2 separate regions of the Homo sapiens genome follow, and region 1 is linked to region 2. A link is an interaction called in ENCODE POLR2A ChIA-PET data of the cell type or tissue named here. Cell type or tissue: PC-3. All regions are shown on one strand. Links, peaks and the distances in the headings refer to the core of each region. The heading gives the core; the rest is flanking DNA. Region 1 has its middle 400 kb from the start of GUCY1A2. Region 2 overlaps GUCY1A2 (guanylate cyclase 1 soluble subunit alpha 2).

Region 1 (13,321 bases), core at 2,743-10,742, 87 kb before region 2:
TGTTGGAGAGAGAGGATGCTTAGGGTAACCATATAATTTATTGAGACTGCAAGGAATTGCTAACAATGGGACACCAGATAATAGACATAATTTGTAACTGTCTTGGGCAAATTAGAGCAAACCCTTACCCTGGGATGTTGTATCACTGTTATGGACTGAATTGCATCCCCCCAAAACTCACATATTGAAGCCCTACCACTTAGTGTGAATATATTTGGAGACAGAGCTGTTTAAAAATGGTAAGTAAGATTAAACGAGTTCATAAAGGTAGAAATTCTTAAGGGTGGGATTGTAATCCAATAGAACTGGCGTGCTTATAAGGAAAGGAAGAGAGACCAGAGATCCTCCTCTCCATATGTGACAAAGAACAGGCTTTATGGTGACACAGTGAAAAGGCAGCTGTCTACAAGTTGGGAGGAGAGGCCTCACCAGAAACCAAGTCAGGACAGCATCTTGATCTTTGACTTTCAGCTTCCAGAAATGTGAGAAAATACATTTCTGTTGTTCAGAGCACCCATTCCGTACATTCTGTTATGGCAGACCAAGACTAAGCTGACTAAGACAATCACAAAGTCAAAATCTTCATTTCTTTGACTAGAGCTACAAACTGAGTAGAACAAATGTGAATCAGGCTAATTTTGCTGGCTGCTGCCTGACATGTCCTAATTTCAGAGGAATACCACTGAAGTGGCTCTAGAATTGGAATGAAAACATCTTGAAGATCTGTTTCTAAATAAGGCATTCTGTTTGTGTTTAGGTGGGGCTTCTCTTAAAAAAAATCCAAGCAATATCAGGTATTCTTAGGATACAGTTATTGCTATTCAGTCCAAAGCTATGCACAGAAAAAGTCAGTATTTGAAAGGCAGCACGGAGGGAGAACAGTGGTAAATTGCTTTGACTTCCTTCAAATCAAAGCCCACCTCTTTGAAATTGGAAAGGCCGTGTGTTTCCGTTTGAATAATAACATTTATTCCTCTAGCATTTATGATGTGTGTCCTCTATGCCAAACACCGTACTACATAGAAGGGATGTAGAATGAGAAAGATATATCCTCTCTGTTTTAATCAATTCAGGTACACGCATATTGTAGAATATCATAATGTTATTTAAACCAATTTATTGACATGGTAAAATGTTTATGATGGTTTTAAATATATTAAAAAGCAAGTTTCAGACCAATTTGTATACTATTTCGAGTGTATAAATGTTTATAAAACTCTAAATTTTATAAATTTAAATGTATACAGAAAAAGTTTCTGGTAGCACACACACAAACTTGTTACTGATTACATCTGGAGTGCAGAATTGGGACTGGAGGTAGGGAGGAGAGATTGAGTTAATTTCACTAAATACCATTTATAGGTGGTCCATGACAGGGTTAATTAATTCAGTCTAGTTACAAAGGAGATGAGTAAAAATAAGTGAAATAATGCATTCTAGGTGCTATAACAGAAATAAGCATAGAGTTAGACGAGGATATAAAGAAGGGAGTGTTCATTTTCATATGGAATGATCAGAAATAACTTTTTAAGGGGAAGTAACACATGAGCTAAGTTTTGAAAACTGGATGATAAGAAAGGGAGCAAGGAAGCCAAACATCTCAAGGAAGAGAGAACTAGAGCTATGAAACATTTTAGAATGTTAGAGGATCTGCAACTGGTCCTCTATACCTACTCTAGTCAGCCAAATATCTGGGGCACAATGCAGGGATTGTGCCCCAATCTCATCAACTTTATCCACGGCAAAGTTGATGACAGAGGTAATCATAAGCAAATACAAAATTTAGTGAACCATGTTGAGTGTTAAATATTGTGCTATGACCTTTGTCATTGCAGATGATGGTGAGGAAATTGAGACAAACTTTTGAGAAAGGTTGAGGCCGGGCACAGTGGCTCACACCTGTAATCCCAGCACTTTGCAAGGCCAAGACGGGCAGATCACTTGAGGTCAGGAGTTCGAGACCAGCCTGGCCAACATGGTGAAACCCCGTCTTTATTAGAAATACAAAAATTAGCCAGGTGTGGTGGTGCACACCTGTAATCCCAGCCACTCGGGAGGCTGAGGCAGGAGAATCACTTGAACCTGGGAGGCGGAGGTTGCAGTGAGCCAAGATCACACCACTGTACTCTAGCCTGGGTGACAGAGCAAGACTCTGTCTTAAAAAAAAAAAAAAAAAAAAAAGGAAAAGAAAGAAAGTTTGAATAGGCAACAGTATGAAATAGTACAGGAAAGATCAGCCATCAGAGACCTGGGAAGAGATTTGACTATTATGAGATCATGGTTACCTCTCACAGTGTTTAGTGAGTTGAAGAATGACAGGCATCCTGGGCAATGTTGGTAAACGACAGTGCCACAAGGTGGTTGATCGTCATGGGAGCTTAAGTCTCAGGTAGCCTGAGACACAAAATGAGATATTAGGTTGCCTTTAAGCCATATGTAGACTGGAAGTTGTTTAGTCATCATTCTCAGGCTCGGAAGGGAACTTTGCATAGGAAGTTGCTGGGGAGCAGGTTGACCTTCAGCTCAAACCAGTGCAGCCCAAGTGAGTGGCCTGTTACAGCTTCATAGCAGGCAACAAAGAAGCTTAGAGCATCTGGGGGAGAGGGCCCCAGTGGCTGTGAGGCTAGAAGCAGCCAGGGTAAAAGAGTGCTTAAATAAAATAATTGTCTTTTGAGAGTTTCACAGATAATTAAAAACTTCTGTCCTATAAGGACATTTCTAGGGATGAATATCTAAATATTTTCACGTCTGGCTCTGTCCAGAGCTATTATTTCCTGTAAATGGCCTCTGCTGTGCTAATTCAAATGTCCCATTGAATTCACTTTTGCTTTAAAGGTTAAGAACTAGGCGTTGGCATCAGGTCGATCTGGGCTCAGATCCTGGTTTTGTCACTTGGTTAGGTTATAGGATTTATCCAAGCCTTCACTGTACTACCACAAATTGAAAAGAGTATGTGAATTACCTCCTGAGTGTTCCTTGGAAGTTCCATTGAGAGATAGTATTTAAAGGCCTTAGCATAAAGTCATGCAGAAATTAAGGACCTTAAAGGGGAAAGAAAGCTAGATTTATTTTATTATTATTTTAATAATTTATCTTTTCATAATTTTATCTGACAAGTTTTGCTCTTCCATAAACTCAATATAATTTTTTTAGGTGCTCAGTTAAAGATAATCCTGAATTTTAATAAATATTACTCATGGTAAGCTATCTGAAATCCTTTTGGCTATAAATATTATTTTTTTTATTAAATAACAAAACACTAACTGGCTATAGAAAATCTTCTGTTTTCTGTGACTTTATACTCAAAATGTAGTGAATTTATGTATTATTACTCACATTAGATGTATTTGGAATATCACTGTGATTTGTCTCAGTATATTAGAAAATGCTAGTTTCACTTTGAGGTTAGATAGGCTGGGTCTGATTCCTGAAACTGCTACTTATTATATGGCCTCATGCAAGAGACTCCAAACTAATAAGCTCTAAGGTGTACTGAGCATTTAGTATATACTAGTGCATTCCTAACTTGATTCTTATAATACACACCTGAAATAAGTACTAATAATTCCATTTTATGAGAACTAAATGCAGAAAGGGATAGAAGCAAACATCATTTGCCCAACATTGCCAGTAGGGAATACATTTGAACCCAGGTCTGTGAGGATGTGAACCCAGGTTTGTGAGATTTGAACCCAGGTTTGTGAGACTACAAAACTCACACTCTTCACTCCAAGTTATGTGCTGTGGCAACCTTTCTGTCAGTAAAATGAAACTAAAGAAACTTATTTTGAAGAGTTATTATGAAGACTGGTGATAACATATGTCATTTTCACACAGTGAATGTTCCATAAATGTTAGTGATTTTTAATTCTCATTCATGTGAACCACAGTAATTTAAAATGGAAAAAAACCCTGATATTTTGAAACTTATAATATATTCATAGATTTCCAAATTATCTGGCAATAAAATGCATAACATGGACAGAATCAGTACTGAGAAATTGCAAGAATGTCATATGCAGTGAAGCTTCTGGTTTTCAATAGGGAAAAACTGGTAGAGCCACCATTTAGATATTTACAAATAATGGGCAGTATCTAATGTTTAGATTTCTACCAAACGGCCAATTTTACCCAATGTTTGTGGGTCTGTGTGTGAAATACAGAATACCTCACAGTTCAGTTAGAATTTTAATCAACAAAGAATTTGTGTTCTTTTAAAAACGCCTTTTTATTCAATAAAAAATCAAAGTACGTTCTCAATGTTTTGTTAAACTCAATACTCCCTGCATTACCTGCCTTCTAACTGACCATTTTATTCTTCTTTTTGTTTTAATTTTTACCAGTTCTCCTTTAGGTGAAGTCAAAGAGCGCTTTACATGAAAGCAAAGAACATAACATTTTCAAACACATCAAACTATGCCAAATGAGGTGCAATCTGCTCTACATATTTCAAATGGCAAGTAACTACTAGGATTGCTGTGTTTGACTTCAGAAATCGAAAAGAAGTAACTAAACTGATGTATTTTTAATAAAGAGTTCAAAGAACTGTGATGATAAATAAGCCATTCCCCAAACTCTAAGTCCTCAGGTTGAATCACTGCGAAATTATCCAAACTAATAGAGAGGAGCAGAGGTGCAGGGCATTGGATGGGTTCAGTCCACTTCATGGCTGGTGCTACCACTCCCTCAGAGCTGGCCTCTCATGGCCAATACCTAGCCTTTCCATTTAGAAGCCTGTCTCTTCAGCCCTACCTCTACTGGCCTGTTCCACCCACAGACTTTCCCATGAGACAAATAAAAAACAAGCCTTATTTAAGTTTACACCTTGCTCAAGGAGTGAAATAAGTTAAGCCTCAATTCATGTATAATTTTGGGCTTAGTTTACCCCCATCAATCAAAGATATGTATTCTTCTTGATGGCTACTCAACATCCTACTAGTAGGGAACATAATATTAATTGAAGTTAGAACTTCTATTTAAAGTTATACTGAAAGGCTCTTTTACCCTCCAGAAGTACCTTCCCTTCTTTTATCCTTCCTTCCTTCTCCCTTTCCCCCTTTTTCTCTCTCTGAAATATGGGCATGAATCTCCTTTACAATGAAGAAAAAAATCTTGAAATATTCTTTCTTTCTTGTATAAAACCAATACACCAAATATTTGTTCATTGCTTTAAAAATGTTCTTTCTTCCTTTCCTCCCTCCTTTTTCTTTCTTCTTTTTCTCTTTCCCCTCTTTCTTTCTCCCATTTCTTCTTTCTTACCCTTTCTGCCTGTCTTCCTGTCTGCACTTTATCATGTGTGTTGTGTGAAATGCTACATAAACATAAATAAATGATAAGACAAGATCTCATGAGGAAATTCGTAATCCTACTGGCCTATTGACCAGTCAATTTAGCTTATTCAGTAAAACCTGGTAAAAGAGACCTTAAAATTATATTTTAAAGCAATGAACAAATGCTTGGTTTATTGATTTTATCCAGTAAGTAAAATAAAGAATATTTCAAGATTTTTTTCCATTGTAAAGTAGATTCATGCCCATATTTCAGAAAGTGGCATATTCTCAAAAAGTCACATTTTTTTTTTCCAAATTATAGGGTTCCTGTTAAGGAAACAAGGAAACTAAACAGAGAAAATGACTTGCCTCACACAGCTTTTATTAGGCAGTAAAGAGGTACCTTAATCAGGGAGAAACTTATTTTTCTATTATTTTCATAATGGAGATGCTGACATTGAAATGCTGTATTTCTCTCCACTCAAGCTATGCTTTAAGCAGTGTTAAGCTACTGCTTTTGCATCACTAGTACTGAAGGTTATGATTTCATCAGGACATCTTTTATTGCAAAGCAGTCTCAAATGAAATTCAGGGGAAATGAGCTAAACCTAACATGCTGTTGGTTTGCCAGGGCCAATCTTCTGCTCACAAAATTCAAGTGCCACTTGTCTTTGTAATTGCAAGCATAGGGATATATCTTCCCTCACTTAGAAGCACTCCCATGGTACTAGATTATTATCAGGCAAGAGAGCATTTGAATCTTAAATGATAACTGATCCATATTAACTGTACAATTTGTTATATAGTAATTTGGTGAGGAGGTCAAGTAGGAAATAGATTTTGGGTTTCTCTTTATTCAAGTTGACTGCATAAAAGAGAGTTCAAATCTTACTGTTCTTTCTACAAAGATAAATACGCTATGATTTTTTTTAAAGGCATACTTCATTTGAATATAAATAAATTATTCAGTTTTGACTATCTTTTTTTTTTTGGTTTTGGTTTTTAGAAAATGGTAAGCAGCTTTCAGAGACCATCATGTTATGATTGGCAAGAGGACAGGCATCAAATGGAAAAAGAAAGCAAGTATTTTCAACAAAGAAGATTGACAGTGTATTAGTCCCTTTTCACACCGCCTTAAATAACTACCCAAAACTGGGTAATTTATGAAGAAAAGATGTTTAGTTGATTCACAGCTGCATCGGCTTAACAGGAAGCATGACTGAGAGACCTCAGGAAACTTACAATCATGGTGGAAGACAAAGCATGGGCCTTCTTCACATGGTGTTAGGAAAGAGAGAGAGAGGGTGCACCAGGGGGAAGTGCCACACACTTCTAAACACCAGATCTCATGAGAATTCTTATCAGGAGACAGCGCTAGGGGGATGGTGCTAAACCATTAGAAACCTCCCCAATGATTTAATCACCTCCCACTAGGCCCCACTGTCAACACGTGGGGATTCCAATTAGACAGGAGATTTGGGTGGGGACACAAAGCCAAACCATATCAGACAGTGAAAGTGGGAAATTGCCTTTATATTTAATTTGAAATAAATAATCATGGGCATTGATGTAAGCCAGTGCTTTCATGATGGTAAATTATCTTCTTTATTTTTTGGTTTCTGCTTTCTCTGATGAAGCTGGAGTTGAAAATGGTTACTCTGAAAAAATAAGCCTTTCTTCAGATGAATTGTAGACAGGTCATTAGAAGTCTTCCTTGAAAAAAGATGTGAAACAAAACAAAAACAAGAAGCAATCTGCAAGTTTGACACAAGCCTGGCTAAGAGCATCTTCACCTTTTTTTTTTTTTCTAATCTCAGGAAAAAAAAGTTGAGTTTTGTTTCATCAATTTAGGATTTCAGAAAAAACATCTAATTAAGCTAGGATAAAAGCAGTTAATTAAGCAACTTTGGACCACATCTGTACTTGTGAACAACCTTGATTATATCAGTATGCATATATAGTAAGTGGCCTCTGAACATTGCATTTCAAATATAGAAATTAATAAATTCATGTTACTTTAATTAGCAATAATTACATAATATTTAGCAACACTCATTAATAGTTTTTAAGACTCTCATAAAATGTAAGACAATATTGATTGCAAGACCCATTATAATTTTACAAACCATTAAGAAAGACAGAAACTCTGCCAAATAAAATATGACACAAGGCATTAAAGAAAATGTTGTGTTATGTATGAATTTTTCACACAAGCCTCTTATTGCTTGGAAATTATATCCATCTATTTTAAGAATTTTGATAGTTTCTCTTGACTTTTATTGAGTTGCCTAGCATGAGTCAGGCAATCCCTTTACACATTCTGCACAAATAGAATGTAACAGAGCCTTATATATTCACAAGCATCTTCCTTTCTTTGATCTCCTAAAGTACTTGGGTGTTTTGCAAGAAAATATGGAATTTAGGTTGTCCTTACAACAATGAATATTTGCTTCCCTCTCTTCTGTCTCTATGTTTTTCCACATAAAGAAAAACTTTTGTTTCTACACTGAAATGCCATGTGATCTTTAATGTATTTTAAATAGCTACACACTACTCAACGAGGGTAGTATTGACTATGATGACAAAAGCCAGAAATATGAATACCTATGACCCAGCTCATTCATGTAGGAATGAAAAATATGACATGATTGTTGTCTGGTCAAAAACAACTATAAGCACCATAAATTTTAAGATGCATTCTTATTTTGGAGATTTATAAACATAACCGAAAAGAAATGTGTCTTAAAATAATGAAAAGAGAATTTATTTATAATGGTATATATTCACATAAAGAAAAAGGCATATATTTTATAAGTATACTAATGAGTACTCTGGGAGCTTGGATGTACAAGGGAGAGAGCCACAAAAATGCATTCTGAGCCACCGGGGGATTTTAGTGTTTGAAGACAAAGTGCCCTAAAGCACTTTTTGCAAACTCAGCTCTGTAAAGATATGCCCATATAAAGGGGCAATCGTGTATAAAACAGAGCGCTGATACTTTGCTAAAAATATCAGGGTGAAAAAATATTGAGGCAGAAATCTTGAAAGAAACAGGCAGTGTGGGGAAATAATAATTACTTGTTATCAATCAGTAAGGAATAAACAATAGGAACAAGTCTAGTTATCACAGTTCCTTAAGAAATATAGTCTTGAGTAGGGCTTAGAAAACTTTGTTTGTGAAGGGCCAGATGATAAATAGTTTAAGCTTTGCCGTCCACATACGTTCTCTGTTAGATATTTTTCTTGTTTTTATTTTGACCACTTTTTAAAGTTGTAAAAACCATTCTTAGCTTGGGGCAGTGATATGGTTTGGCTCTGTATCCCCACCCAAACTCACCTTGAATTGTAATAATCCCCACGTGTCATGGGAGTGATGCGGTGGGAGGTAATTGAATCATGGGGATAGGTTTTTCCTGTGCTGTTCTTTTGTTAGTGAGTAAGTCTCACGAGATCTGATGGTTTTATAAAGGGCAGTTCCCCTGCGCATGTTTTCGCTCTTGCCTGCTACCATGTAAGAGGAACCTTTCACCTTTCACCATGATTGTGAGGCCTCCCCAGCCACGTGGAACTGTGAGTCCATTAAACCTCTTTTTCTTTATAAATTACCCAGTTTCGGGTATGTCTTTATCAGCAGCGTGAAAGCGGACTAATTCAGGCAGTAAGAGGTTGTGGGCTGGATTTGTCTCTCGGCTTGCGGTTTGCAGACCCCTGGCTTGCACTAGTGGTTGTCAAATTTCAGCATGCATAAGGGCTTCCTGGAGGGCTTTCTGACACAGATTGCCATTTAGAGAGCTTTTGATTCAGAAGGTCTGGGATGGGGCCTGAAAAGTTGCATTTTTAACAAGTTCCTAGTTGATACTGATGCTGTGTATGCAGGAACCACACTTGGAGAATCACTGGGCTAGTAGTGGAATGCAGCTTTGGAGTAGAGTAGATCTGGATCCTTACCCTGTCACTAACCATCTATGAGAACTTGGGTAGCTGATTGAACTCTACTGAATCTTGGCTTCCTCAGCTATAGAATGGACAGCAATGGGACCTACACAAGTTTAACCTCACGATTATGATTCACGAGTAAGATCTGTGGAGCATATAGCACCGTGCTTGGCACACAGTGATAGCTACATACATGTTAACTATTAATCATCCCAGATGGAAGACCATTTTGAGGAACCCAAATTGGAATGAAAAAAGTTATGTTATTTTACCCTCCATCGATGTATTTGGGGTGAGAAAAAATATCAGTGAGAGAGTTAAAAAGAAGGGAAAATGGAATAGAATATAGGCATAATTGAAAAAGTTACCAGGTTCTTTTACTTGTGAAAAGGCGTGGCATTTTCCTGAAGATGGATTCCTGGGATAAATGGTTAGATTTGTAGCCCATGAGCAGGCCTTGTGATGAGCCATGTACTATGCTGCTCAAGAAGTGAAACAGCTGGGAGGCTCTTTTACACTAGAAACATGGGGCTCATTTCTAGTGACGGCACATGTGATAAACATCAACAGCTGTTGATGTTTCCTTGTTTTAATGTCTCAGCTGCTCAGAGGGTACTTGAGCAAAGCCTCTTGTTACCTGATGCAGCTGTTAGATAGTTGCGAATGCACTCTCTGGATCTGTTTGGGGTTCATTCCTGCTGTGTAATAATGCAATAAAACTGATTTCCCCTTGGAAGTAAACAACTCAGCTATCAAAGGCACATTTGGGAGTTGGAATACGATTCACCTCTACCAAGACACAGATGAAAAGAGTGGGCTTCCCAAGTTAAGGAAGCTGTCCTCCTCTCGAACTTGCCTGGTGAGTAATATATGCTTGTCACTAACAATTGCAGAATTAACAATGCTCCTAGCACCTAGTAAATGGTAGCTTTTTGCAGATCACCTTTAAAAGACTCATGGTGAAGCCAGTGATCCATTTGTCTTGCCTTAGGCTATTTCTATCACAAGAATGTCCATCTTCTAAGACAAGCTTTTTCTTATCTATCTAATGATGGATAAAGGAGCTCAGACGTTGGGTCAGATAGGCCTGGACATGCATTATGAATCTACAGAAAGATTTTAGCAAATCATTGAACTTCTCTAAACATCAGTTTCTTCTGCAATCTTTAACCGGTTTCATGCTTTACTCTTCCCTTTGTAAAATCCATCATTCAGAGTACATTTTTTGAAAAGCAAAAGCAAATCACATCACTGCCCACTTAAGACCCTTCTGTGGCTTCAGTAACACTAGAATTTTATACAAACATCATATCAAAACCCAAAGCCTCAGTATTCGAACTGTGATCTGCAGGATCACCTGGAAGCAGAATTGCAGGCTCTTCTACAGACCTTCTGAGGCAGTTATTGCTTTTTTTTAACAATATCCTTATGTAATTCATGTGTACATTAAAGTTTGAGAAGCAGTGGCCTATAAAGGCCCTTCTAACTTTCCCATGAGTCTTACTTCATCTTCAACTACTCAACCTCTCATTCATTACACTGCGTGTGCTCTTCTTCTGTCCGAGAATGCAAGAGGCTCAGGGCCTTTGCTCTCTGCCTAAAATATCCAGTTCCAAGATTGGCTCCTGGCCAGTCCCTCCTTGTCATTTGAGTTTGAGATTAAAATGTTACTTCCTCAAAATCACCATCCATCCCTTTGTTTGGTTTTGTTTTTGCTTTTCTATTGTATGCCTCCACCTTACGAGAATATAAGATCTGGAAGAGGTGGGATCTGATCTGTCTTGTTTATTGCTCTATCTCTAGTACATAGAACAGTGCCTGATATATAGTATATAGTCAACAAATAATTTTCAATAAATCCAGAAATTATATTTACCTCTCAAGATTGTTTTGGGGATTCAATGATAGAGTATCTAAGAAACATTAGCACATCTTGGTTGCTTACTCAATGTTAGCTCCCACCCTTTCCCTTCTTCTTCCCTTCTTTGCCTGTATAGATTGATACACAGTGATGCCTAGGTTGTGTAGGTCATCTATGTGATAACTGGAAACCCTCTATTCCACAGTCTTAAGAGAAAGTCTAGCAGTTGCATCATTCATTGACTTCTCTGAACATCAATTTAATCTGCAATCAATCCCTAACAATTTGTCCATGAGTCAGAAGCACAGTTAAGAAAAGGGATGGTCAAAGAGAATAGAATAGAGTACTTAGTCTGCCAGATAGAGATGGAACTGCACCCTTTACCTGCCTCATGCTGGCCCTGGTTCTTGTAAAGATAATTCTAACAGGAATAAGCAGTATGAGTGATAATGTAAATATAAATTTGAGTGCTGAGAGTCATAACCTATGCAGTTCATTTAATTTTCTGAACTTTTGGTTGCGAGAATATGAAACAATTTGTGGCAAATATAGGCAATTACCTATCCATGCCAAATATTTAAAATATTTCACTTTTAGTACAATAGAAATATGAGGAAAATGCTAGAGGTTTAGAATTGAGGGAATGGGAAAAGCTAAAAGATCCATGAAACTTCTGGAAATGAGTGAAGTGGTGCACCTGTGAGAAACAGTTTGGAGGTACCTTTGTAGTGGCAAGAGCTTTGACTTCAGAGTCAGATGGACACAGGTTGGAATTGTTAAGCAGTAGGTAACTGTGAAATATTAATTACTTAATATTACCTCTGGCCCTTGGTATTCTAATCTGTAAAAGGTAGAAAATATTAATACTTAGCTCACAGAGTCAGAATAAATGGTCTGTGTGTCAGAGTTTCTCAGTGCACATGGCAGGCAAAGCACCTGACACAGTCTCTAATCAAGACACATTTGCCATTGTTATAGTTATTGGAAGTCAGGGGGCAGATGGACCCAGTGCTGTCATGTTCATTCTGTTTCCCCATAACAACCACAATAAATATGTGTAAATATCTTTTGGGTTTTTTTGAGACTGAGTCTTGCTGTGTCACCCAGGCTGGAGTGCACTGGCGCTATCTTGGGTCACTGCAACCTCTGCCTCCCGAGTTCAAGTGACTCTCCTGCCTCAGCCTCCTGAGTAGCTGGGATTGCAGGCGTGTGCCATGATGTCCGCCTAACTTTTGTATTTTTAGTAGAGAAGGGGTTTCACCATGTTGGTCAGGCTGGTCTCGAACTCCTGACCTTGTGATCTGCCCGCCTTGGCCTCCCAAAGTGCTGGGATTTTCAGGCGTGAGCCACCATGCCCGGCCTTAAATGTCTTTCAAATGCCCCTGTCTTTCCTTTTTATACCCTCACACATCCCTCTGTCCTTTTCTACTTATTTTCTTCTTCTGGAAAAATTTCTCCGACTACTATTTGTATGCGTCAGAAACACAGAAATGGAAACACTAAAAGAGGGAAGGGGCCAGGCTGACAAAAAAAAAAAAAAAATACGAGTTTCTCCTGTTGTATCAGGTTTCATTGCTGTAACCTGATACAATTGGCTTCTCCTGGAAGTGGATCCCACTTAGAACAACTACACATCTGTGAAAGCAATGAAGGAGAAGAATGAGACTAAATGGAGAAAAATTGTTATCTACATTGCAATTAGATTTCTGTGCTTGCTATATTAACTGCAAGAGTAATTCTTCCCTTACCTAGCAAACTAAAATTAGGTTAATATTCCACATGATTGTACTTGAAAAATTAAGCTATAGTGTAGCACAGATGGAATGATTTAACTAGCATCAGAAGAAGTATATAATTTATATTATGTAGGACAGTGCATATTGAGATTTATTCTAATGAAATGTCTGATTTTTTTTTCTTCTTTCATCTAAGATAGTTTTAATTATGTTGGTGGCAATGTCCAAATTAATTTAACTGTTCTCCTTGAGATTCTGTAACTCTATTTTTATTAAAATAATAATGAGTAGCATAATGAATATCTTCTCTTATTACCACTCCTCATGGACTTTAAATTCTATACAGTTTATTTCTCATTGAGCTGTAGAGCTAGGAGCTATATAAAATATGGCATTTATTATTCTTCCAAACAGCTGACATAAATATTGGCAAATAATCTCTGTTTTATTTTTGATAAAGAAAGAAATGTACTGGAATTACCATTAAAAACAATTTACTTGTAATCTAACCCCCACAT
Region 2 (13,321 bases), core at 3,134-11,133:
GAAGTGAGTTCTCTTATATTCTTTACTCAATTTCATCTAATATTAACATTCCACTTAACCTGGGTACATTTGTCAAAACTAAGAAATTAACAATGGTATATTACTATTAAGTAAATTACAGACTTTATTCAGATTTCACTGATTTTCTATTAATGCTACTTTTTCTGTTCCAGGATTTAGTACAAAATATTTGTAGAATTATCTAGACCTAACCTAGTTTATAAGTACATGAAAGATGAGATCATTTATGTGGCTTATCCAGGGCCATAAACTAATTAGTGGCAGAACAGGAATATGAAATTCACATTATTTTATTTGGTCATTCATTTATTTAATCAGTCAGTAGTGATTCTTAATATTTTCTGAATCACGGTCCATTTTGAAATCTGATGAGAATATTAAAAAAAACTCTTTCCAGAAACAAGCACATGTGAGTATGCAAAGAAAATGCTTCATAAACACACTAATCATAAGGCTTAAATGTAACAGCAGCCCCCAAAATCCTCAACAGTAATACTTTTATCTATGTTCTACCTTGGATTTTGAGTTAGATATTACTTGAATTGTTTCCACAGCCAAACATGTTTAACACTTACTTTTCTAAAGAACTTGGCCTTTTTAGCTAAACTGTGGACATCTAAAAGAACCTTCAGAAAGGATTATTAAAGCTGTGTTAATTACAAAATAAATATTGACCTCCAGGCCACTAGAAATGGTGCCATTTTTAATGGAGAAAGGGAAAGGAAAATGTAAGGAGTGACTTTTTCTTTTGCTTTAAATCATGCTTAATTACCTTAGTAACTAATTTTCACCTTATAGTATTTTAGATAATGTGGAAAATTTACTTAAGCTTGGCATTCTTTGTAAACGTTATTTATGACATATATTTATGTATATGATTCCCACATTTAAGCAGAGTTGCCAATCACAGTATTTATACTTCAAGGAAATTCTTTCTGTGTGTGAAATTAACAGATGTCTCCCATATAAATAGGAATTATCGACATGAATACCAGATTAATGCCTTTAAATTCTGAATCCTGGAACTAGGTAATTAACTTTTTAGCCCTGCCGTCATGAGAAGAGAGAACCACCAAGCTTTCCCTTCATACTAGTTAGGAATGGGACCTAAAGAAAAACAGCAAAACTTTACTTCTAGATTTAATCTTATGCCTAATCATATAAGCCAAACCTATGCCAAATAATAAACTAAATCATAAAGAAAAATATGTCTTTTTTCTTTTTTTTCTTTTTTTTTTGAGGCGGAGTCTCGGTCTGTCGCCCAGGCTGGAGTGCAGTGGCGCCATCTCGGCTCACTGCAAGCTCCGCCTCCCAGGTTCACGCCATTCTCCTGCCTCAGCCTCACGAGTAGCTGGGACTACAGGCGCCCGTCCCCTCGCCTGGCTAATTTCTTTTGTATTTTTAGTAGAGACGGGGTTTCACCATGTTAGCCAGGATGGTCTCGATCTCCTGACTTCGTGATCCGCCCGCCTCGGCCTCCCAGGGAAAAATATGTCTTAAATTTCCAGACATACTCTTCATTTCATATCTATGAAAACAACCAACCACTTTTGCAAAGTACATAATTATATATTTTCTCATTGATTCTTACAAATTTTAGCAATTAGACCTTTAAGAGTAAGCTAATAGGTAAGTTTTTACTATTTTTACTGTAAAAATAACTGCAACATTATATTCTGATTTTTAAAGACTTCACTGCAATGGCCTTAAATATGCTGGTAAATATATGGAATGACTGAAGTGGAATATTCTAAAATCCCCCTACCCCCAAAAAAGACAGACTTATTTTTAAAAAATTGGGAAGGCATCAGATTCCTGATCCACAGAATTACATTTTCTGGGGAAAATGCTTTTTGATATATAGCAGAGAGACAAAGAAAGAGATAGTAAAAAGAAGTATTGAAATGAGTAGAATATCTCATTCAATTGTGCTAGATATGACTTTTATTGGCACATTTAAAAGGGTAATATTAATGTTGCTGTTTGTAATTGGAAAAATAGAAATGTAATTCTTGAGGCACCGCTCCAGTTTATCCTTTTGGGAAAACTACTAAGTCATTTGTCTTTACTGATTATATTTCTTTTGTAAAATATGTTTACTGTTTTGGTGCTTCCATAGAGAAAAGGATAAGATGATTAATAAAGTTATTTAAAAGACTGAAGGATAGTAGCATGCCAGCCCGAATACTTTTTATTTTTAAATATCAAATCACTAGTGCAGATGAGCATGTTGATTTTTTTTTTTAAGAAAAGGCTACAGAAAAACTACTAGATAAGAATTTCTTGAAGTTTCTTTGGATCTTTCCCCACATTAAGCGTCCATAGGAAGAAGAGTAAATATTTATAACATAGTATCTCATCCTTGTATAATAATTATATTGACAAAGGAACAGAAGCAGAGTTTCTAGCTAGTGTTTTTGACTAGTATTACTGATTATTAAACTATATCGAAGGTATAGTTTAATGAAATAAAAACTATACCCAAGGAATGTCATCATTCTTCAATTATTCCATTCGTCTTTCTCTGAATTTACCAGAAAGATATGCATTCCTCCAAATTGTTTATAAAGTAAATTCCTAAAAGCAAGCCTATATTCCCAGTAAATTATTATATGCATTAGAGACATGCTTATACAAAATGTTTTTTAGCCTCACAGAGGCAACAGACAATTTTTTTTTTCACTTGGAAGCTTCCACTTGCCACAAGTTTGTCCCATATACTCATGTTCATTTCAGAGCTAGAGACAGAGATACTAATATAGTTAGAAATACAGACACTCCAAATAAACACGTTAGAAATAATATCCTTCCTTTTTATTATCCTGAGTATAAAAACAACTCCAGAATAGCAAAAGTTCAACCTGAGGGCATTATATCTACAAAGAGAAAACGAATCTCCCTTGCTGTAATTCCACTTTGCTCCCCACTGCTCTCTTCACCATTTTCTTGCAGAAGAAATCCTCTCATCGAGGCTAGTAATATTCAGAAATTAATGGGTCTTTAAAAAAATAAAATTTGTGCTCATAAAAGTAGAGAGTAGAATTGTGGGTATTAAAGGCTAGGAAGGGTAAGGGGGAGGAGACAATGTAGAGAAGTTAACAGATACAAAATTTCAGCTAGATAGGAGGAATAAATTCTGGTGTTCTGTAGCACTTGGGGTGAATAGGGTTAATGATAATTTATTGTGTATTTTCAGAAAGCTAGAAGAGCAGAGTTTGAATGTTCCTCACACAAAGAAATGATAAATGTTTGAGGTGATAGTTATGCTAATTATCCTAATTTAATCATTATGCATTGTAAACACTTATCAAAATATTACTCTGTATCCTATAAACATGTACTATAATGTGTCAGCTAAAAAATTTAAAAAGTAATTATTGTTTTTTTCCATGTTATTTCAAGTAGTTATCAACCCATGGGACAGCTTGGCCACAGATAAGATCTCAGGCTTTAGAGTAGGGCAGCTACGGGTTTGAATTATGACTCCCGCACTTATTTAGCTCAATGTTCTTAGTGACTTATTTAACCTAAGTTTCAGTTTTTCTCATCTGAAAAACAAAGATAATCACAATTCAGAACTCACACTCTTGCTGTAAGGATTAAATGACAATATAAATAAATTGTCAGTAATTCAATAAATGTTTGCTGTGACTATGATGAGATATTGGAGCTAAAAGATGCATGAGAGCTCATCTAGGACATCAAATAGCTTAACCAATATTAGATGCAGTTCTCTTAATTCCTAGGGTAGGAATTATGCACTGTATCAAACTCTTGCACAAAAATGTGGTCTGTGCAATTTTAAACTTGGTGCTAGAGGTCTAAAGAGAAATTAAATATTATAACTTCTTGAGTTTTGTAAGAGATGATATGTGGGTATCTGTGTCTGAGGGCAGGTTATGCAGTGAGAGGACTGCAGTCATCTTTATAAAAACTGCTTATTTCTCAGGATAGCTTCTTAGTCTTCTCAAGCCAAGGGCTCTACTGCTTCTTAAATATAGAAATATCATTCAGTCCTACACTAGATTCCTGTCTTCAGGAATCTATATCTTAAGTCCCAGTAAAAATCCTTTACAGGCCAGAGGTCTCATTTGTGAAAGTTCTTTTTCCTCCCTAGATTTTGCTTACATAATTTATATGGTTTTTTTTTTTCAAATCCTCAAAGACAAGTATGCAGAAGTAAGATTGGGGCTATATTTCCAGGCAGGTTTTAGCATTTAAATTTTCCCTTCTTGTAGGAAGAATAACCCCCACCTCCCAAGATGTCCACATCCCAATCCCTGAAAAATGTGAATATGTTAGGTCTCATGGTATGACGTTTAATATTGAGTGTCAACTTGATTGAATTGAAGGATGCAAAGTATTGTTCTTGGGTGTATCTTTGAGAGTGTTGCCAAAGGAGATTAACATTTGAGTCAGTGGACTGGGAAGGGCGGACCCACCCTCAAGCTGGGTGGACACAATCTAATCTATTCCAGCACAGCCATAATAAAACCAGGCAGAAGAACATGGAAAGATTAGACTGGTTTAGTCTTCTGGCCTACGTATTTCTCTCATGCTGAATGCTTCCTGCCCTTGAACATTGGACTCCAAGTCCTTCAGCTTTGGGACTTGGACTGTCTCCTTGCTGCTCAGCTTGCAGACGCCCTATTGTGGGACTTTACCTTGTGATCCTGTGAGTCAATACTCCTTAATAAACTCCCCTTTATACATACATCTATCCTATTAGTTCTGTCCCTCTAGAGAACCTTGACTAATACACATGGCAATGATGAATTAAGGGTGCAGATGGAATTAAGATTGCTAATCAGATGACATTAAAATAGAGAAATTACCATGGATTATCCAGTGGGCCTGACATAATCACAAAAGAGTCCTTAAAAGTAGAAGAGGGAGGAAGAGTCAGTAAAAGATATGTGATGATAGAAGTAGAATTAGAAAGATGAACTATTATTGGCTTTGATGATGGAAGAAGAAGGTTCTGAACAGAGGAATGAGAGTGGCCTCAAAGCTGGAAAAGGCAAGAAAGCATGTTATCACCTAGAACTTTCAGCAAAGAATGAAGGCCTCATGACGCCCACGCTGATTTTAGCTAGGTGAGACCTGTGTCAGACTTGTGCCCTATAGAACTATAAAATAATGTTTGTGTTGTTGAAGCCAACAGTAAGTAATTAATCTAATTAGTAAGCAATCACATATATATGATTACTTACTAATTAGATTAATTATATACTATATATACGATTACATACATATATATGATTACTTATTAAGTAATGATTACTTAGTAATCATATGTATATAGATATACATATATGATTCCCACATTTAAGCAGAGGTACATAATTCAATTAATCATGTGATTAATTGAATTAATTATGTACCTTAGCTTAAATTTGGGAATTTCCCATGTACACAGCCAATTTTTAATCATATGACTATGATTTAGACAGTCATCAGTAAGGGACTTTTGTTAATAAAAACACATAGGAATAAACTGATTACTATCTCAGCTCTTAGTCACAGCTCAAAATGCACCTTTGACCAAATTACCAAACCCATTCTTTCTCTCAAATTTCCAGATGAGGTCTGTAATCCTACTAGCACACATCATTCATCATGGCTAAATTTATAAATTATGAGATTCAAGTGAAGGAATAAGATGGTTTCTTCCTCCATGGAAAGAACAGGATGAAGCAGTAAATGAATGTCTAATATGTTCCAAGTATAAGGAGCTTTAAAAATATCACATTAAATGCCAACAATAATCTTCATAAACATGTACCCATTTTAGAGATGAGATAACTTGGTCCAAAGAAATTAAGTCACTAAAGTTCATGTAGACAGGAAAATTTAGAGCCTGGATTCTACCTTAGGCATTTTGATTCTGAGCTCATGCACTTCACCACTGCCTAATCTGCTCGACTGTACATGCTCTCATACAATGAGCTGTTCAGGTAGCAGTGGTTAGGAAGAAGCTTGGTTTTAACAGAAAGAAGCCTTTCACAGTCAATTAAAAATAGGCGTTCTAAAACATCTGGAAGTAGATCAATTGTAAAATGAGAAAAGCAAAAATGTTTAAAGATTAAGAAAAATTTCATACCAAAGTAATTCAAGTCTTTCTACACTTTTAGTTTGCACTGTAGCAAGAAAAAATAATTATGCTGAGATAAATCATTTATTTCAAAATTTGCTAAAGCCATCCTTCATATAAGCAATTATTTCTGTTTTATAGATCAGCAGCATGATGTTAAGACAGTTGTTTATAATATATGCATTATTTTAAAATATATATTATATGCAGTAAAGTAATATTAGTATATATGATATATATATTATATGCACTATTTAAAGTGCATATATTAATGGTGCATATATTATGTGCACTATTTAAAATCCATATCCCATAAAAAACTTATCCCATCATTGGGATGATGGGAACAAAAATGTGTGTAAACACATTTATTGAAGAAAAATGAAAATGTCTAATTTGGAAAACTTAAAACTCAATAAAAATTTCTTTTTTGTAATGTCATGTAAATAATGTTCACAGGAACAAACTTTGTGATAATTAAAAAATAGAAAATATACCGAAGTGTTGATCAACAGAGGAATATATGTATGAAATATTAAAATATGGTGGAGTCATACACTGAAATGTCATACAGCGATTAAAATGATGAGCTAGAGCTGTCTATGATTTAGACAGTCATCAGTAAGGGACTTTTGTTAATAAAAACACATAGGAATAAACTGATTACTATCTCAGCTTTTAGTTACAGCTCAAAATGCACCTTCGACCAAATTACCAAACCCATTCTTTCTTTGGAATTTCCAAAGAAAGATGCTCCAACATGGATAGATCTTAAAAGTATTAAATTGTGTTTAAAAGAAACCAAAGTTAGTGATAACAGTCATACAGTAAAATACCATTTATGAAAATTAAAACATGTAAAATAAAATTATATTGTTCATGGATACATATGTAGAAAGTTAATATATAGAACATGGGACTGAGGCAGGGCGCAGTGGCTCAGGCTTATAATCCCAGCACTTTGGGAGGCCGAGGAGGGCAGATCACGAGGTCAGGAGATGGAGACCATCCTGGCTAAAAAGATGAAACCCCGTCTCTACTAAAAATACAAAAAATTAGCCAGGTGTGGTGGCACGCACCTGTAGTCCCAGCTACTTGGGAGGCTAAGGCAGGAGAATCCCTTGAACCCGGGAGGCGGAGGTTGCAGTGAGCGGAGATTGTGCCACTGCACTCCATCCTGGGCGACAGAGTAAGACTCGTCTCAAAAAAAAGAAGGAAAAACAAAACACGGGCCTTTGAAACACACCAAACTCATTAGGATGTCACAATGAAAGACTGAGAAAATTACAAAGAAAATGTTTTGTTCATTTTTATTAAGAAATATCTGAAGCAAAATATAAAGTGTTTAACTATGGTAGGATCATGGATATTTTATTATCTTTTCAGTACTCCACAATAGTTACAAAAATATTTTTAAAATTCAATTATTTGAATATTTAAGACAAAATGCATTTGGAATGAACAATTCAAAAAATGATTTCAGTTTATCATAATATCAAAACAGTCCACTTCCAAAGTTTATAATAATCATATAGTTTTCAAGATAAACAGGTAATGTTGGACATTCTACAGAATGTAATTCAGGGATAAAATAGAGATTTCAAACTCTCATGAGCTTAATACTGGGTTTTACTTCATAAATTATATTTGTTCTAAGAATCTACCCACCTGTCAGCTCAACGTGTCTATCTATGGCTCTGTTTGATTTTGGGGGGCCTGGGGGTGAAGGTGCAGAACAATAACACAACAGTAAGCTTCAGTGTATGCAGTAGTTGAAATGATTTCATTCCTCAGACCTTGTTAATCACTAAGGATCATCATAAACTGTGAAAAAGACTACAAAAACTCTGAGTCACCACCAAAATGCACAGACTTGTATGGCTGGCAGAGTTTTTTTTTTTTTTAATACATCACTATGTAAACAAAGCCAGCTACTGTTATGATGTCTAAGCAACAGGGCATGAACTCCTCACACAGGTTGGGCCCATTCTTTTACACATCTTTTTTTTTTTTTTTTAAGTGAAGTTGTCACAGAAGACATAAATCTACACTAAGTTACACAAACATGGAAAATAAGTATCAATACCATGATGGGAATAAATGGAACCATGTAATAGGATATGAGTGAGGTAGCTGATCTTCAGTAACTTTTTTCATCGTATAGAGCAGAAAGTATCAGAATCACTGATCTCTACTAGAGAATTTGACAAAATTCAATTTGCCATGGTAATTGTTGTCAGATCATCTGTAATATGCCCAGAATTGTGTTGGGAAAATTGGGAGAAGTTTAAAAGATGCAAATCCTCTTATAAATATCCTGAAAATAGCATATAGTTCTTAGATAAGTAATGATTAGATAGAATCCTGAAACTTTGTCCAGAAGTTGTCTGTGAGGCCCTCAAAATCTCTTGGGTTCCTTAAAATTAGTAAGAGGTGTGTCTTTATTCAAAAACTGTAAAATCAAGGTATCCACTACTTTAATGAGCTTAGCAAGAGCTTTAAAATGTATTTTTAATGTGCACTTTCTCTTAATTTTATATTTGTAATTTCAGTTTTCTTTCTCATCTATTTTGCAGAATCTGGAAGTATCTGCTTTCATCTAAAAACTTTAAATTCCCTCTCTGGAATTTCTGATACCAAATTACCCTCTAATTTGGTATCAAAAGTTTGAAAATATCACTATTTTATTTATTATTATAGTCAACTTTTATCTTTATATTCAAATTTTCTGCTTGAGTTTTTTGTAACCATGTTAATAGAAAAATCAATGGCCACTATTCCTACTATACATTTTTTTCAGTATGATTCTAAGTTACCTAAAACATGAAATTAATTAAGCAGCTGTACAGTAATGCCCAGAATAAAGCCAAAGTGTGATAAAGTAAGACATTTTCATGCTTTTCTTTGCTGTTAATTTTGAAAATGTCCATCTTATCAATGTATTTATTCATTAATTTGATAAATATTTACAGAGTGCTTATTATGGGCTAGACATTTTTATAAGTTTGGGGATATAATGATGAGCCAAACTCATCATTATGACTGTGAGAGACACAGTCGCTGCCCATATACAGGGCTTAATATCTAATAGGGGAAATTTCTACCAGACACAAAATAAGAATGAATTCAGGAGGCAAAAATGTGTAGTGTTGTCAAAGATTACCTTTAAGATAAAAAGAATTTAATGTTTTACTCTGTACCTGGTATAGCAGAGCATTCAAAATCCCAAAGTCCAAAATGCTCCAAAATCTGAAACTTTTTGAGAACCAACACGATACTGAAAGGAAATGCTCTTTGGAAGATATTGGATTTCAGATTTTCAAATTTGGGATGCTCACCAGGTAATATGCACAAATATTCCAAAACTCAAAAAATTTCAAACCGTAAAACACTTGTGGTCCCAAGCATTTTGAGTAAGGTATAATTTATATATATATAAATTTAAAGACTTTATTTATTTATTCAAAAAAACAGTCCAACCACCTTTTCTATTGTATTTCTTCCATTTTTATAAACAGAAACATTTTGAAAATATTGAGATTTCTATTATAATGCAGATCCTTAAGAACATTTGCTCTCCTGTATTTTAAACAGGTATACTTAAGAAGGACAGAGACTGTGGGAAATGACAAACCTATATTCACCTCTCAGTCATGTCAGATTTTTCATGCACTCTCACAGAGTGCAAATAAAAGTTTGTGTCACAATTACTATCTATCTTTTGGGTTTGGGCAGTTCTACTCATAATATCTTGGAGAATGACAGGATCAAGAAAAAGAACAGGGACTCACAGATGACAGCATAGCAGCCCAAAACAAAGGCCAAGACAGGAAGGAGGAGGCCAGAGAACACTTACTGGTAAGTGGTTGGGCTGACATTGATGCGCCGAGGGTGACTTCCCGACTCGAATTTGCTTGCCAGTGTGACATTATTTCCAAACAGGCAATAACGTGGCATTCGCACCCCAACAACTCCAGCCAGCACGGAGCCTGAGTGAATTCCTATCCTCATCTAAAGAAGAATGAAAGAGGAAAAGGAACATATTTGTTTCCATTTGGTATGCAATTATTTTAATGAAAGGCACTGCTAATTAATAATAATAATAATAAAAAAAAACTATGAGCTCCTCAAAGACAGGAACTGAGTCCTGGTCATTTTTGTGAGCCTAATAGCTGGATCATTATAGGGCTCAAAGAAGATAAATGCTATTGAATACACAAATAAATAGATTAAGTATATGAAAAAATTTATGTTTAATTTGCTACATAAATCTGGTTATGTTACAGGTTAAATCAGATTTCATCTGTATGTAATATGGTCTAACTTGAAAAGTATATTTTTCTCCACTTTCTCCCTCCAGTTATTCTTAAATAAAACCTTATTTGTTCCTTTCATAGCACTAAACATAATTATAAATTAAATATTTATATTTCTGTTTATTTTGTTTAAATGTTGGATTTTCCCATCAGAGAAGGATATAGTTATATATATTATATACATGTATATAATATATATAACTATATATTATATATAACTATATATAATATACATGTATATTATATATAGTTATTAATAATTGTATACTATATTGTATATAATATATATAAATATATTTATATATATAAATTTATATATATTTATATTTTTATATTTATATATATTTATATATATTATATAAATATATATAAATTTATATATTTTATATAATATATATAAATTATATATATTATATATTATATAAATTATATATTATACTATGTATATATTATATATAAGTATATATAATAATATATATTCTATATTTATAGAATAATATATATTATTATATATTTATATATATATAATAATATATATTATTCTATAAATATAATAATAATATAATATATTATATTATTATATAAATATGTTATATACGTGTATATAATATATAGTTATATATAATATATAGTTATATATTATATACGTGTATATATTATATACACGTATAGAATATATAGTTATATACACGTATAGAATATATAGTTATATATTATATACACGTATAGAATATATAGTTATATACACGTATAGAATATATAGTTATATACACGTATAGAATATATAGTTATATACACGTATAGAATATATAGTTATATATTATATACACGTATAGAATATATAGTTATATATTATATACACGTATAGAATATATAGTTATATATTATATACACGTATAGAATATATAGTTATATATTATATACACGTATAGAATAGTTATATATAACATATAGTTATATATTATATACATGTATATAACATATAGTTATATATAATATAGTTATATACATGTATATAATATATAGTTATATATAATAGTTATATATATTATATACATGTATAAAGTATATAGTTATATATAATATATACATGTATATAATATATAGTTATATATAATATATAGTTATATATATTATATACATGTATATAATATAGTTATATATATAATATATAGTTATATATATTATATACATGTATATAATATAGTTATATATATAATATATAGTTATATATTATATACATGTATATAATATAGTTATATATATAATATATAGTTATATATTATATACATGTATATAATATAGTTATATATATAATATATAGTTATATATTATATACATGTATATAATATAGTTATATATATAATATATAGTTATATATTATATACATGTATATAATATAGTTATATATATAATATATAGTTATATATTATATACATGTATATAGTATATATATTTCTTTACTGCTGAATATTCGACATTTAGTATAGTACCTAGAGCAAAGCAGGTATTCAACATTAGTGATAAATGTTGAATAAATTGGCTGAATTCCCCATTTAACTCCATTTTAAAATGGAGTTAAAATAGAGACTTCAACCCTTGAGACAGTCAATAGGCATTGATTAAAAATTCTGAAGAGTAAATTAAGTGCTGTGTATTTACTCTCTGATTAGTCTGTCTGGTCCATGCCTTGAAAAAGCTCTCAGTGTACAGTTGTTATATAATTAAACACGATAACAGTAATGGGGTTATACTGACACAGTCTACACCAAATAACTGAAGCGAATGGATAACAAGTGGGAGATGATATCCTTAGTTCTAGGGGAATGTAGAGTGTTCCTTGGAGGGAGGAAACCTGACCCCTAGATGCCTACCAAGTAGCCAAATATCACCCCTTCACCACCAGGCTCTCTTTGCCACTCTGGTTGTAAGGAAAAAAGTCAGTCTGAGAACAACCCTTGTATTGGGGCTGGAGACTTCTGCATATATCAACTCATAAAAAGATAGGTTGAAACTAATGTGACCTAGCTGCATCCCCTTATAACCTTTTCACCTACTTTTAAAAAATTGACTCTAAAATTTATTTGAAAATTCAGTATGGTAGAAAGAGTCAAGATATATCTGAGAAAGATGACAAGTTACAGTATTTGCCCTACCATAAACATATCTAATTAGTGCATGGATAGCATCATATAAACAAATAGACAAATGGAGCATTTAACCCAGAAAGGCTGCCATGCATATGTAGGTGCTAGATTTATAAAAGAGTTGGCATTTCAGATAAGTGAGAAAAAGATGTCTTTTTTATTAGAATGCTCTGGATCAACTTTGTTTTATGTGGAAAAAACATTCCAAGTAAATTAAAGATCTTGATGTAGCAGACATAACTTCACAGCTTTAAAAATAATTGTATTAATTAAGAAACAATTGGTAGTATCAGTAAAACTGCAAAATATAGATACTTTGAAAACATAGACTTTTATTTGTCTTTCAATAATAGTTCCTAGATGGGTCATCCAGATTGCCAGGCTGCTCTATTCCCCTCAGTAATTCAAGGACCTGGTCCTTTTCATTGGTCCTTCTTCATGTCTTGGCACATATCCAGAGCACCCTCATGTTCCAACTCATGGGATGTGGAAAGATAGCAAATTTATCATTTAAAGTGACCTTCATTTCTTTGTGTAGATCCATTTGTATCTGGTATCATTTTTCTTCTTCCTACAGGACTTCTTAAATATTTCTTATACTGTAGGCCCACTGATAATAAATTCCCGCTGCTTTTTTATGTTTAAAAGTCTTAATTTTGTCTTCATATGTGAAAGATACTTTCACTGCATATTGAATTCTAGGTTTAAAGAGTTTTTTACCCCCAGTAGTTTAAAGATGCTGC

Evidence for each region. Peaks named below come from ENCODE experiments on the same cell type or tissue, not always from the same donor. Only the 100,000 strongest peaks of a DNase experiment are listed, where the experiment ranks them.
Region 1: POLR2A ChIA-PET joins it to region 2 with 11 read pairs; 4 of 35 experiments call an interaction of 5 or more read pairs at or near these places.

What each region holds. Positions count from the first base shown.
Region 1 is chr11:106,611,934-106,625,254 of GRCh38, forward strand. No RefSeq gene overlaps it. Among named protein-coding and RNA genes, the nearest start is that of GUCY1A2, 400 kb to the right of the region's middle. In PC-3, for the core only: no CTCF peak of the experiment used is centred there; no DNase peak of the experiment used is centred there.
Region 2 is chr11:106,698,541-106,711,861 of GRCh38, forward strand. It overlaps GUCY1A2 (guanylate cyclase 1 soluble subunit alpha 2), which reads right to left. Exons shown (of 8, transcript NM_000855.3): 7 at 9,972-10,126. Among named protein-coding and RNA genes, the nearest start is that of GUCY1A2, 310 kb to the right of the region's middle. In PC-3, for the core only: no CTCF peak of the experiment used is centred there; a DNase peak (open chromatin) is centred at 8,001; H3K27ac peaks cover 1,272 bases.